Regions from separate parts of the Homo sapiens genome. Here all the other regions are linked to region 3. A link is a contact called in ENCODE Hi-C or POLR2A ChIA-PET data. All regions are on one chromosome and are shown on one strand. The core of a region is the stretch at or near the end of the contact, and the rest is flanking DNA. Distances in the headings are between cores, read along the strand shown. Region 1 overlaps ATP8A2 (ATPase phospholipid transporting 8A2). Region 2 has its middle 39 kb from the start of GPR12. Region 3 holds the start of RNF6 (ring finger protein 6).

Region 1 (4,188 bases), core at 1,359-3,858, 350 kb after region 3:
CAGACACTTATGCCACATGGCTAGTATGAAAGTTTAGAAAGGCACTTGCTCTAAGGAACATGGGAGGAGACACCCTTAAGTAACTACTACTGAACTGGAAACAGAATTGTGGGGTCGGGGGGAGGACCAGGTCGGTGCCAAGGACATCAAAAGGAAAGACAACTAAGAACTAACTTAAAGAAGGCAAGAGACATACAACACGAATGAATATAAACAACTCAATGAAACAAAGTAAAACAACATGGAGAAGTCACAAAAAATACAGCTTCAAACATCGCTTTATGAGTCAGATGTTCCATGATTGGAGCTTTAAGTGTTGGAAGCTCATTTCACCCTATCGAATTTTTAAAAACAAAGAGGTGAGCTCTGTAGACCATCTGGACCCAAACTGTAACTTTCTGGACAACTCCTAACTCTAGCATAGTGATACTGAAGAATAAAGAGAATTACTTTCCTTTTTTAAAAAAAGTTTTTGGGGGAGAAAGTGGCCTAAAATGGCATCTGGTAGGTGGCAATCTGTCACTAAGATGACCTATGTCAGAAGAACTACATAAAAGCTTGAATCAAATTTACTTTCATATCATGTATGAGAATATTACTTCATTAGGTTTATTCCACTAAGTTTGAACCACTGAAAACATTGAGGGGAAAAAAGGATTAGTTTTTTTTTTTAAATAAAAATAAATCCCCAAGTAGACAAGTTTGTTAATTATTTAAAGTTGCTTCTTGATTTTATATTTCCTGTTCGAAACAATTTCAGCAATAATGAGCTATTTTCCAAAATCATGCTCATCTTAGATTTTAAAATCTCACTTAGAATCAATTAGTTTATATTATAGAAAACTATTACAATGCCCCAATGCAATATTTAATTCTATTTGAATAGTGGAAAAATTCTTTCTTTCTTTACATTCCAGACAAAGGCTTATTCCTTTTTCTTATTAAGGATTCATTTTAAACGATTTAGCATTCAGAAAAAGAGCACAAAATAAAATTCATATGTTGATATTCCCTCCATTTCCTTTTATTTCTAAGAATTACTTTTCCCACATTAATCATAAAAAGGCAAAATTCCGAGTTACTATGTTAAAGGATCTTTTTTCATGGTCAGTCTTACTCTGTTTTGATGCCATACGTAGTAAAGTTTCTCAACAGGCCTGTAATTTCCTGCGGTGAAATTTTTAAAGCTTCTCCTTCCAGGTTTCATGGCTCCACCTGGCCTTCCCCATCACAGTCAGGCTCCTCGTCCTCCCGTTATCAATCACTGTTTCCTCCCTTGCTCTCCTTTCCCCAGTTCTGCTTCTTTACTGCACTCACAGCCACTTTACTCTCTGCTTTTCCTTACTCTTTCCTTTAATTAAGATGCTGTGCTGGGGATAGACTTTCCAAATCCTAAACTTTTCTTCTCTTGTAATACAGCTTTACTTGCCACTGAAATCCTACGCCTCAACTGAGCTGGCAGGGCCAGATCCACCCTTCACTTTCAGCCTCTTCCAAGGCAGCGGGCCTTGGAGCACCCACCCCCTGATCTGCTGAGGAACAATGCCCCAGAGAAGTTCTATTTCTTCCGTGAAATCATCCCAGATTTATTGGAGGCTGGCTGCTATCTATGCGTCACATTTTTCTCAACCAAAACCTGTCTCCAACTACACGCTTATATTTATGACTTTGGAAATGGCAGTCCCTTGAACATCATAATGACAATGCTGCCCAACCATGTGTTGGTTTAGGGTACATAAACTTCTGCTAGTGCCATCTGTGGCCCACTGTCTTCCTCAGTTTTAATCTCTTATCATAAAACTATCGGAGAATGATTAGCGTAGTACTTCCTGGAATTAGGTGCTCAAAAATACCCATCTTAATTTCATTTATGCCTCTCCTTTAATATCATCTCCAAAACAAACATTTTCCATGAAGTAATTAAGTGTGACTATTAACTGTTTCCAAACGCCAATATCAATGAATATCATGCCACAGACATCACCTATGTGGCTAAAACAGTTGGGCTGAAATTTTAAATGGAAGTGTCTATCATTCTTTGGGTGAAAAAAATATATGGTTTGTGGTACTGACTTTTTGCACACACTTCTCTTAAGAAAAATGCTAAATTCATTAATCTATTAATCACTTCTTAGGTGCAGATCCTGTGTGTAATTTATACAATTATAATTGTATAAATGCTGAAATACTTGGCATCTGTTTGTGTTAATGCAGCAAACAGATACCAGGCACTAACTGCACAGAGCCAACTACAGACCCACCCAATTGTACACGAGAGGTTGTTCAATGTTATGAATTCCTTCATTTAAATATTTACTGAATACCAAAAAAAGATGGGTACTAGGTACTAAGGATATATTTGAGAATATTCACTTCACTCACAGAGCTTCCAGTTTACAGAGAGAAGCTGATATGAATCAGTAAATCACACAAACGTACATTTTTAAAATTGTGATAAAAACTTAAGATTTACTATCTTAGCCATTTTAAGGAAAGTTCAGTATGGTTAACCGAAGTCACACTGTTGTGCAACGGCTCTCTAAAACGTTTTCATGTGGCAAAACTGCAACTCTGTGTCTATTAAACAGCAGCTCTTCATTTCCCCTCCCCCAGCCCCGGCAACTGCCATGGCACTTCCTGTCTCTACGAGTACTCACTATATACAAGCAGAACCATAGAGTATTTGCCTTTTGTGACTGGCTTATTCACTTTGCATAATGTCCTCAATTCTTAATTAACCATGTTAGAATATTTCACTTTACATAATGTCCTCAACTTTAACCATGTTGTAGAATGGTGACAGGATTTCCTTCTTTTGTGAGGTTGAATAACATCCCATTGTGTGTATATATTGTATTTTGTTCATCCATGTATCTTCTAACGGGCATTTGAATTGTGTGTCTACCTCCTGTTTTGAATAACGCTGTTATAAATATGAGTGTGCAATTATCTTTTTGAGGCCCTGTTTTCAATCCTTTTGGGTATATACCCAGAAGTGGGGTAACCAAATTATATGGTAGTTCTATTTTTAATTTCTTGAGCCACCTCCGTGCTGTTTTCCATATTAGCTGCACCATTTTGCACTTCCATTGACAGGTCACAAGCGTTTCGATCTCTCCACATCCTCACCAACTACTTATTTTCTGTTTTCTGTTCTTGTGTTTCTAAGAGTGGCCATCCCAATGGGTGTGAGATGACACCTCATACATTAGTATGTAGAGTTTTAGTTGTGGTGAGTATTATACAACAAGCGAAAGGTAAACTGTGTTAAGAGAACATACAATAGGAGCACGTAGGTCCAGGATGTGAGGAAAGGCTTCCCTTGGGAAGTGATCAAGCATCTGAGATCTAAACATCGTGTAAGCATTAACTTGGTAGGAGGCGGAGACCAGTGCAGTCAGGAAGTGAGAGGAGCAGGCACAAACGCCCTGTAGGAGCTCGCTCCTCACACCAGGAAGTGGGAAGCCACCAGTGTGGATGAGGTGAGGGAGAGCATAAAGGGAGCAGTGGTAAGCCTCGCAGGGCCTCAGGGGCCAGGTAAATGTCCCCAGGCTTTATCCTGAGGGCAACAGGAAGCCAGGGAACAATGACATCAGACTTACATTTGGCAAGATCACTCTGGCTCCGGTAGAGGAATGGGTCCAGGCAGATCAGATGCTAAGAACTAGTCATGAGACTACTGCAATTGTCCACGCAAGAAATGATGCTGCGCAAACTAACTGGATGGGATGAAACTGGGTGGAAACAGATATATTTAAGAGATACTTATGGGGTAAAGGCTGGGTGCGGTGGCTCACGCCTGTAATCCCAGCACTTTGGGAGGCTGATGGGGGTGGATCATGAGGTCAGGAGATCAACAACATCCTGGCTAACACGGTGAAACTAAATATACAAAAAATTAGCCAGGTGTGGTGGTGGGCGCCTGTAGTCCCAGCTACTCGGGAGGCTGAGGCAGGAGAATGGTGTGAACCTGGGAGGCGGAGCTTGCAGTGAGCTGAGATTGCGCCACTGCACTCCAGCCTGGGTGACAGAGCGAGACTCCATCTCAAAAAAAAAAAAAAAAGAGATACTTAGGGGGTAAAAATAACAGAGCCTGGATTCATCATAATAAGAGGGGAGAGGACTGAAACTCAAAAAGGACACAAAGGTGAGAGGTTCCCACAATCTTAGACATTAAATAATAATCTT
Region 2 (4,282 bases), core at 1,233-3,732, 500 kb before region 3:
TGGCCGGGCGGGGGGCTGACCCCCCCCACCTCCCTCCCGGACGGGGCGGCTGGCCGGGCGGGGGGCTGACCCCCTACCTCCCTCCCGGACGGAGCGGCTGGCCGGGCAGAGGGGCTCCTCACTTCCCAGTAGGGATGGCTGGGCAGAGGCGCCCCTCACCTCCCTGACGGGGCGGCTGGCCGGGCGGGGGGCTGACCCCCCCACCTCCCTCCCGGACGGGGCGGCTGCCGGGCGGAGACGCTCCTCACTTCCCAGACGGGGTGGCTGCCGGGCGGAGGGGCTCCTCACTTCTCAGACGGGGCGGTTGCCAGGTGGAGGGTCTCCTCCCTTCTCAGATGGGGCGGCTGGGCAGAGACGCTCCTCACCTCCCAGACGGGGTCGCGGCCGGGCAGAGGCGCTCCCCACATACCAGACGGGGCGGCGGGGCAAAGGCGCTCCCCACATCTCAGACGATGGGCGGCCGGGCAGAGATGCTCCTCACTTCCTAGATGGGATGGCGGCCGGGAAGAGGCGCTCCTCACTTCCTAGATGGGATGGCGGCCGGGCAGAGACGCTCCTCACTTTCCAGACTGGGCAGCCAGGCAGAGGGGCTCCTCACATCCCAGACGATGGGCGGCCAGGCAGAGACGCTCCTCACTTCCTAGACGGGGTGGCGGCCGGGCAGAGGCTGCACTCTGGGCACTTTGGGAGGCCAAGGCAGGCGGCTGGGAGGTGGAGGTTGTAGCGAGCCGAGATCACGCCACTGCACTCCAGCCTGGGCACCATCGAGCACTGAGTGAACCAGATACCGTCTGCAATCCCGGCACCTCCGGAGGCCGAGGCTGGCGGATCACTCGCGGTTAGGAGCTGGAGACCAGCCCGGCCAACACAGCGAAACCCCGTCTCCACCAAAAAAATAGGAAAACCAGTCAGGCGTGGCGGATCGCAGGCACTCGGCAGGCTGAGACAGGAGAATCAGGCAGGGAGGTTGCAGTGAGCCGAGATGGCAGCAGTACAGTCCAGCTTTGGCTCGGCATCAGAGGGAGACCGTGGAAAGAGAGGGAGAGGGAGACCGTGGGGAGAGGCAGACCGTGGGGAGAGGGAGACCGAGAGGGAGAGGGAGAGGGAGAGGGAGAGGGAGAACAGGGGATTTTTAGGGCAGTGAGGCTGTTCTGTACACTATAATGGTGGATACTTGTCATTATGTGTTTGCCACGACCCATAAAATGTAAAACCCCAAGAGTGAAACCTATGAAAACTCTTAACTCTGGTTAATAATAATTCATCAATATTGGCTCCTCAATTGTAACAAATGTATCACACTTGCAAGATGTTAATCACAGGGAAACTGTGTGGGTGCAGAGAGTGTATATGGGAATTCTTTGTACTTTCTGTGCAATTTTTCTGAAAACCTAAAAATACTCTTTTCAAAATTCTATTAAGAATTTAAAAAAAGAAAGTTGGTGAAGTGATATGGAATCTGGCCAAGCTGTCATTTCTTGAAGCAGTAGAAAACGAAGGTTCACAAAGCACAGTTCGAGGGGCAAATAAGGAAAGCAAGACCCTCTTGTTTACAGCTCAACCAAGATTGTAACTCACTAAAGCAATTACATCCATCCATTGCAGATGAGCAAAGCGGATTTCAGAGCCTTTGGTGATGCATCCAAGGCCCCGCAATGGGGAGGTGGCAGAGGCTGGATTTCAGTGCAGCTCTTCTTACTGCAAAGATCTGTATCATGCACCACTCTGAACCCACCAGCCTCCACTGATGGAGGAGGCACCCCTGGATGAGGAGATATAAAAATCAGGTACTTTGATATGACTTGCACATAGCAGGTGTTCCTATATTACTGTTTTACATGAATTGGAAAAAAAAGAAAAGAAAAGGAAAAAAGAACGTTTCGTACTAGAGTGAGCATTTGGGAAAGAATCAATATCCCTCACTCACTATGGAGATGAAAATAAAAAGTAGAGGGCTGTAAAAGCAGACCAACTCTGACCACGGTGGTTTAAATACTGTATTTAGGGGAAAATGAAGCATAGTCTAAAAATAGTCCCCTTCTCGGGTGGGTGAGTGGCAGCGAGGACCACCCACCCGTCCTGACTGCCAGACCACAGTAGCCCCATGAGTGAGGGTCCCATTGTTCAGCACTAATTTTTACTGTTAAGAGCAGATGCAGTTACAAGGCTCATTAAGGCTGTTAGGGCATGGTCTGCTGTTTTTCTGAAAACATCCAGTACAAAGAGTGCGACTTGAGGCTGAATGTGGAGCTCGGGCCAGCAGCTCTGCAGAGTGCCTACTCCCACCGCCACCAATGCGCCCTGGTCCTCCTATGCGAGGAGGAGAGTCAGCCGGCACACAAACGTGCGCTCATGGTCGCCACGCTGAGCCCGCAGGGACTGCTTTGAATGTTTGCTTTTTGCTGAACAGCAAGAGGTCGCTGCCCGGGCCTGCACCGCTCTTTGGAGAAACACAATGTCCTGGTGGCTCCCAGTTCTGCACTCTGCAAGCTGGCATTGCGCGGGGGCCTACCCTCTGACAACTAATTCCGGAAATGTCTGAGGCCACCGCGAAGGAGGCTGTGCAGAGGCTCTGTGTTAACACAATCTGGAGGCAGGTGACATTAAACTGTGTGAGGGTGGGCGAAAGCCCTTGCCCCTAGGAATACAAGCCTCATTCTAGGCAGTTTCCCTTGTTCTGTAAACTCTGAGTTTAGATACTGATGTGAGAGGAGTATAAGGACGGATCATGCTCCCAGGTACCCCCGAGCCCCATCCAGGGAGCGGCGGATGCAGCCATGAGGCCACAGGGGGCAGGGCAGATGGCCCCTCCTGCCTCTAAGCCTCCTGAGGATCTTGTCAGATGGTGACCACATCCTTCCTGCCTGCTGAATTTTGCACTAAGCTTCTCTCTCTCATGCACATTAGTCTGGCATTTCCAAGACCGAGTTCCGGAGGATAGCATGGGATGAGCAATACAGGGTCTAAACTGTTAAGGTCTCAATCGTAATAAACATTGCAGAACCCCTGCTATGAGTCTAGGACTTTGTCCATTTCCGCTACATTTTCAAACCTATTGGCATAATTCACTTATCTTTTTAATGATGGTAAGATCATTAGCAAAAATTTGCTTCATAGTGCCTGACCACTGATTATTATTTTAGCTTTTTAGTTCCTTTTTTCCCCTAACAGGCTTGCCAGGGAGTTGAGCTTCATTCACCTCCTAAAAGAACCGCTCTTTGGCCCTCTTCAGCCTCCTTTGTGTGTTAATTTTTCTAAGTCATTATTTTTGGCTTGTATCCTTGTGTATCCTTACTTCTACTTTCTTTGATTTTCCTGTTCTTCTCCCCCCAGACTTTATGACAGATTCTTAGCACATTGATTTTTAGCCTTCATTCTTTTCTAATATAAACTTCAAGGTTATAATTTTTTGCCAAGCATGGCTTTAACTGCATTCCACAAGTTTTGATATACAATATTTCATAATAATGTATTTTAAAATATTTTCTAATTTCCATTATGATTTCTTCTTTGTCCCATAGGTTCTTTAGAAAAGTACTGCTTAATTTCCAAACACAAAATAATTTTCTGGTTATCTTTTTGTTATTGATTTTTAGCTTAATTGCATTGAAGTGAAAAAAACATCTAATTTTTATCCTTTGAAAATTTTCCAGACTTGTTTAACAGCTCAACATATGGTCAGCGTGTCACAGCATCCTTAAAAAGATGTGTGTTCTACAGCTCTTAAATGCAGTCTTCTACATATGTTCATTAGTTCAAGTTTGCTGATTACAGAATATTATTCATTCTGTATTCCTCTATATTCTTAATAAATATTTATCCATTTATTTTATCAATATCTGATAAAAAGATATTAAAATATCTCACAATGAGTATGAATTTGTCTTTTTATCCTTTTTATTCCACAACATTTTGCTTTATATATTTTGAAGCTATATTATTCTGTGTACATAAATCATGAGAATGATTGTATCTTTCTGGAAAATTAAACCTTTTATTATTATGAATTGTCTGTCTTTATCTAGGATAATACCGATCATGCATTTTATCCTAAAGGAAAAGATGTCTAATATTAATAGAGCAATATGAGCTTTCATTTGGTTAGGGTTTGGATGCTACATCTTTTTAAATTCCTTTCTTTCAGCCTTTCTGTATCTTCCTTATATTTTAGTTGCTCTCATAAAAAGTATATAGTCTGACCAACTTTGTATTAATGAAAACATTTCATTTACGGTTAATGAAATTGTACATTTTAGATTATTTTTATTATCTCATTTCCGTC
Region 3 (4,188 bases), core at 950-3,449:
TAATTATTTTAGATCTTTGTATTCCTAATTGTAAAAAGTCCAGGAGTTACATGAGGCATACACACTACAAAGGCCAGGTACCAATCCAATAAACAGAAATTAATTAGACCAGAGACCTTGGCAGGTTCTGAGACCTGGAGTAGATATCCAGAATGATTCATCTGTCTGTTCCAGCTGTTGTATCTAAGCCCCTCTTTGTAGTCATTTTGTCTTGGACTACAAAAACTGAAGCAAGGTGTTGGATTCAAGTTACATACATTACCTGATTCTCTACTCACAAAAACCTGCAACTTCCTACCTGGTAAATCACTTGATTGGATTTTTATTTAGACATTTTTATAATAGTTTTTTTTTTATTCTTAGGGTATATAATAGGAAATAGGAAAAATAGGAAGAGACACATATGTCTTTTCCACTCAACATGTAAAAAGTATTTGCACTTGGATTATTGCATTTGATTGCACTCTCCAAAATTCACAGATATTAAAAATGATTTCTACTTGTTATTTTCTATGATGTGTGTTCACAATATCTGAAGTCGTTGTACTGTGTGCATTAATCCCGTTTGCCAAAAGATTGCATTTTTCTCTGCTCATCTATGCAGTAGGCTGAGGAGAATGTTCTGCCAAGTGCTGTGCTAAGTTCTGGGATTACAAAAATGAATTAGACCATTTGATCACACTTAAGCAGTTCAGACTCTAGGTAGTAAAGACCTAAAAACAGAAAATCATCTTAAGTATTTGCTCAATGGCTCTTTTTCCATGGGAAAAGAGGGCAAGGACTTCATTCTATGAGGACATGACTGTCTGATTCACGGCTGTCATCACCAGCACCTAATACATAGTCACACTCACTATTTGTTAAATACATGAATACATGCTAAAATAGGGTTTTATATATAGAGGGAGTATGGGAGCCCCCAAAAGGGACATTTGCTTAGTTTTATGTGTAAATATCGGGCTGGAGGGTGAGGTAAGGGTGTTATTTCAGAGGTATCAGGAAAAATTCCTTAAAGATGAGAACTGAGCTGAGTTTTGGGAGACAGAGGAAATTAGGTAAAAGTGGAGTTGGGGGTTGCTTAGGAGTTCCCATATCTTGTGGCGGAACTTCAAGCAGTTTCGGAGTGCCAAGACAACAGCCTGTAAATGTAAGCAGAAGAAAGATCTGGAAGGGCTTTCTAGGCTGTTTTATATATTTCCATTTTAGTATCCATATCCATATGCTTATTTTAAACACTTGTCCATAGATCCTTACTACACTGGTAGCTCATTGATGCTAAGGACTGCATGTAGCTTGTTATCCAGGTGCCCAGCATAATAATGGGGATATGGTAGTTCCTCAAAAGTTAATGCAGAAATGAAAGAACAAACGGAAGAATAACAAGTAACGGCATTGTGAGCACTCTCCAGTGATGAAGTCATCAGATGGTAGGGATGTCAGGAAAGGGGACTATACCAGGTTAGACAGAGACCTACTCAGCATCTTAACTAACGGTGAGGTAAGTTTAGTAAGCCTCACATCTCAGAAATAAAATCAGAGGGAGGAATGTTGGGAGTTTCAAACTGCTTTCCTAGCGGGAAGGTGAAAAAACACAAAATATAGTGGGGTGCGGTGCCTCATGCCTGTAATCCCATTTTGCTGAGGTGAGAGGATTGCTTGAGGCCGAGTACGAAACCAGCCTGGGCAACATAGCGAGACCCCCGTCTCTACAAAAGAAAAAATGTGAAATTAATGGCAAGCGCCTGTAGTTCCAGCTACTGGGATGAGGAGGGAGGATCGCTGGAGGCTGCAGTGAGCTACGATCGCTCTAGCCTGGGCGACAGGATGAGACCTTGTCTCAAATAGAGATAGACAGACAGACAGACTTCAGAATTTATTAGGGTTTGTAATTTCCAGGTTCCAAAGCACAGCAAGGGAAAGGGCCTGGCTGGGTAGTACGTTACACCCGGAAGTAAAGAGACGCATACACCGTTGGGTGCACTTTATAGTCTGGCTGGCAAACGAGCGACACCGACGCGCAGAGTTAAGTGCTGGGACTTCCCAAGCCTGGAAAGCAGACCGTGTCTCTGCAACTACGCGGCTGCCACGAGCGCTGAGCGGCCGGGCATTTGGCCTCGAGGAGGAGGCACTGTAAGGGCGGCGCAAGAGGGCGGAACGCGGGACGCCAGGCACCCTAGCTCCCGACGGACGCAGTTTTCAGTTGCACGGGCGAGCTCCGGGCCGGCTGCGGAGCGACTCCCCGCCGCCAAGTGGGCGGCGTGGCTGTCGGGAAAGAAGGGCTGGGGCCTGCCGTTCTTCCTCCCGAGTATCCCCTCCAGCTGGACGACCCCACGCTGCAGCACGGGCTTCCGGCTTCTCTCCTCAGTGGCCAATTCGAGGGCACAGCGGGCTCCGGAGGCGCGGCGGCAAGCCTATCCCGCCTCCCAACCACAGCCTCCAGCACCCGAGAGAACGGCCGCCCACAGCACACGTTCTCCGGACAGGAGGGCGAAGGCCCAAGACCTGGAGAGGTGGGCTCGAGGGAAAGATCTGGGTCCCACCACTACTTCCTGGAGACGCCGGGGAAAGCAGGCCATCCTTCGAGCCACCCATCTCTTCTCCGATTGGTTAACTGCCTTCTTATTGCGCTCCGCTGGCTGGTGATTGGTTGGGATGCACCGTCTATCACCTGCTTCCTTGTGAGAATCTAGGTCTCTAAGGGAAGCGTTACTTGAGGCTCGGTTGGGAAGAGGTTGGTTGGGCCTCTTGAGCCCACTTTATTTATCGTAGTGGGGATCGTCCCCCGGCGCGAGCTTCCGTCGCAACGGCCGGGAAAGAAACCAGTAGCGGGACGGAGGGCGGGGGTGGCAAGAAAGTCAAGGTTTAGAAGTAAGCCGGAGACGCCTAACCCTGGTAACATCCGAATGGGAACGGGATAGGAAGGAAGGCCTTTGAGAGAGGAGGCGTAAACCCAGGAACAGTGACAGTGTAGGACGAAAGGCCTAAGTTTGTTGCGGAAGGTAGGGGCCTTGCGGGAGGTTTTCGTGACCTAATTGTATGGGGATCTAATTTTCTAGATGTGTCTAACAAAATCCACTGGAGAATTTGCTTTGGCTTTGCAGCAGAGTGGGGAGACTACCACCCGTTCCTGGCCTTTAAAGAAACAGTTTATTGAATTATTCAACTCTCTTTTATTGCTTCAGATGGGCAGCTCTCAAAAAAGGCACAAACAATTGAAGGATGGATACCATGGCATATGTTAAAAGCGTGTTGAAAGGAAAATAAGGTATTCGCTTTGTTTTCATTGTGATTAACTGTATAAGAAAATTACCTTTAAGGAGAAGCTCAAGTTTTAAATAATATTAGGGTAACTTGATTTTATGATAGGCTTCAACTTGTAAAATTATTTATTACAAAAATCCTATTATTGCTGTACCTACGAAATATGCTCTTTGCTAATTATGGTCTTAATCTGAAGATAGAGATCTTGAGTTTTTAGTAGTGTTAATTCATATTTGAGTGGATAATGTTACTAGGTCATTTGTTCAAAATGACATAATAAAATAACCACAGTGAAAAAAATCCTTGAATTTGTAATTTAGTGTTACAGGTGAAATTGAATAGTTGCTTACTCCAACAGTATTTTAGACTTGTAGGCTAATTTCACCTTATATTTAAAGCAGCTTGCTTATTAAATACCTAGTGTATTTCGAGAGGCAGAGTTGCACAGTTGCTTCACTGGTAGCCTAGCCATTTGAGCCTCCAGCCTCTACTGAGTCAGGTGCTGTATTACTCATACCCTTTAGTGACATGCCAGAAATTGTCGAGGAATAGTTTATTTCATCTGCAGAACACCCAAATTAGCTCTTAACAGCAGACCTGGTCCTACCCTGGAAAACTCTAATCAAGGATTGGGGATGAGATTTGGGCATCTAGATTTTTAAAAATACCCTTAAGTGAGTTTGAGAACCATTGCTTTAGTGTGACTTACTGAATAGATGTATTTAAGAAATTCTAAAATATTTGTGAAACAAACATCTTTCTCTCTTGATTTCCATGTAATTTAAAAGTGAGCTTCTCAGGAGTGACACTTAAATATAATCCAAAAATAGTGGTTTCTTAGGCAAAGTCAGGAAGTTTCACTGGCATTCTGAAACTCCTGGGACTAACCATTCCAGGCTTAAGGATGAGGCTTGATATGGGGTGATA

What was found. Hi-C counts contacts between places; a loop is a spot of excess contacts on that map. ChIA-PET counts read pairs that join two places held with the same protein, here RNA polymerase II (POLR2A). Pooled maps may share reads with other maps.
Region 1: a loop to region 3 is called in a map of naive thymus-derived CD4-positive, alpha-beta T cell, with 2.4 times the contacts of the local background. The contact joins the enhancer-like site here to the promoter of RNF6 in region 3. A Hi-C loop is called at or near these places in 1 of 168 maps with a recorded cell type or tissue (naive thymus-derived CD4-positive, alpha-beta T cell) and 4 of 50 pooled maps. POLR2A ChIA-PET finds 5 or more read pairs at or near these places in 1 of 52 experiments (CD8-positive, alpha-beta memory T cell).
Region 2: a loop to region 3 is called in a pooled map, with 6 times the contacts of the local background. The contact joins the enhancer-like site here to the promoter of RNF6 in region 3. A Hi-C loop is called at or near these places in 1 of 37 single-sample maps with no recorded cell type and 4 of 50 pooled maps.

The regions. Positions count from the first base shown.
Region 1 is chr13:25,873,516-25,877,703 of GRCh38, reverse strand. All of the region lies in intron 33 of ATP8A2 (ATPase phospholipid transporting 8A2), which reads right to left. Among named protein-coding and RNA genes, the nearest start is that of SHISA2, 180 kb to the left of the region's middle. Within about 2 kb of position 2,608, at least 4 of the 41 ENCODE cell types and tissues checked have a DNase peak (open chromatin) inside an H3K27ac peak, as active enhancers do.
Region 2 is chr13:26,719,936-26,724,217 of GRCh38, reverse strand. No RefSeq gene overlaps it. Among named protein-coding and RNA genes, the nearest start is that of GPR12, 39 kb to the left of the region's middle. RefSeq lists an enhancer at 2,711-2,800. Within about 2 kb of position 2,482, at least 5 of the 41 ENCODE cell types and tissues checked have a DNase peak (open chromatin) inside an H3K27ac peak, as active enhancers do.
Region 3 is chr13:26,220,325-26,224,512 of GRCh38, reverse strand. It overlaps RNF6 (ring finger protein 6), which reads left to right and starts at 2,199. Exons shown (of 5, transcript NM_005977.4): 1 at 2,199-2,510; 2 at 3,183-3,265. RefSeq lists enhancers at 2,139-2,518, 1,664-2,545, 2,546-3,427 and a silencer at 2,969-3,018.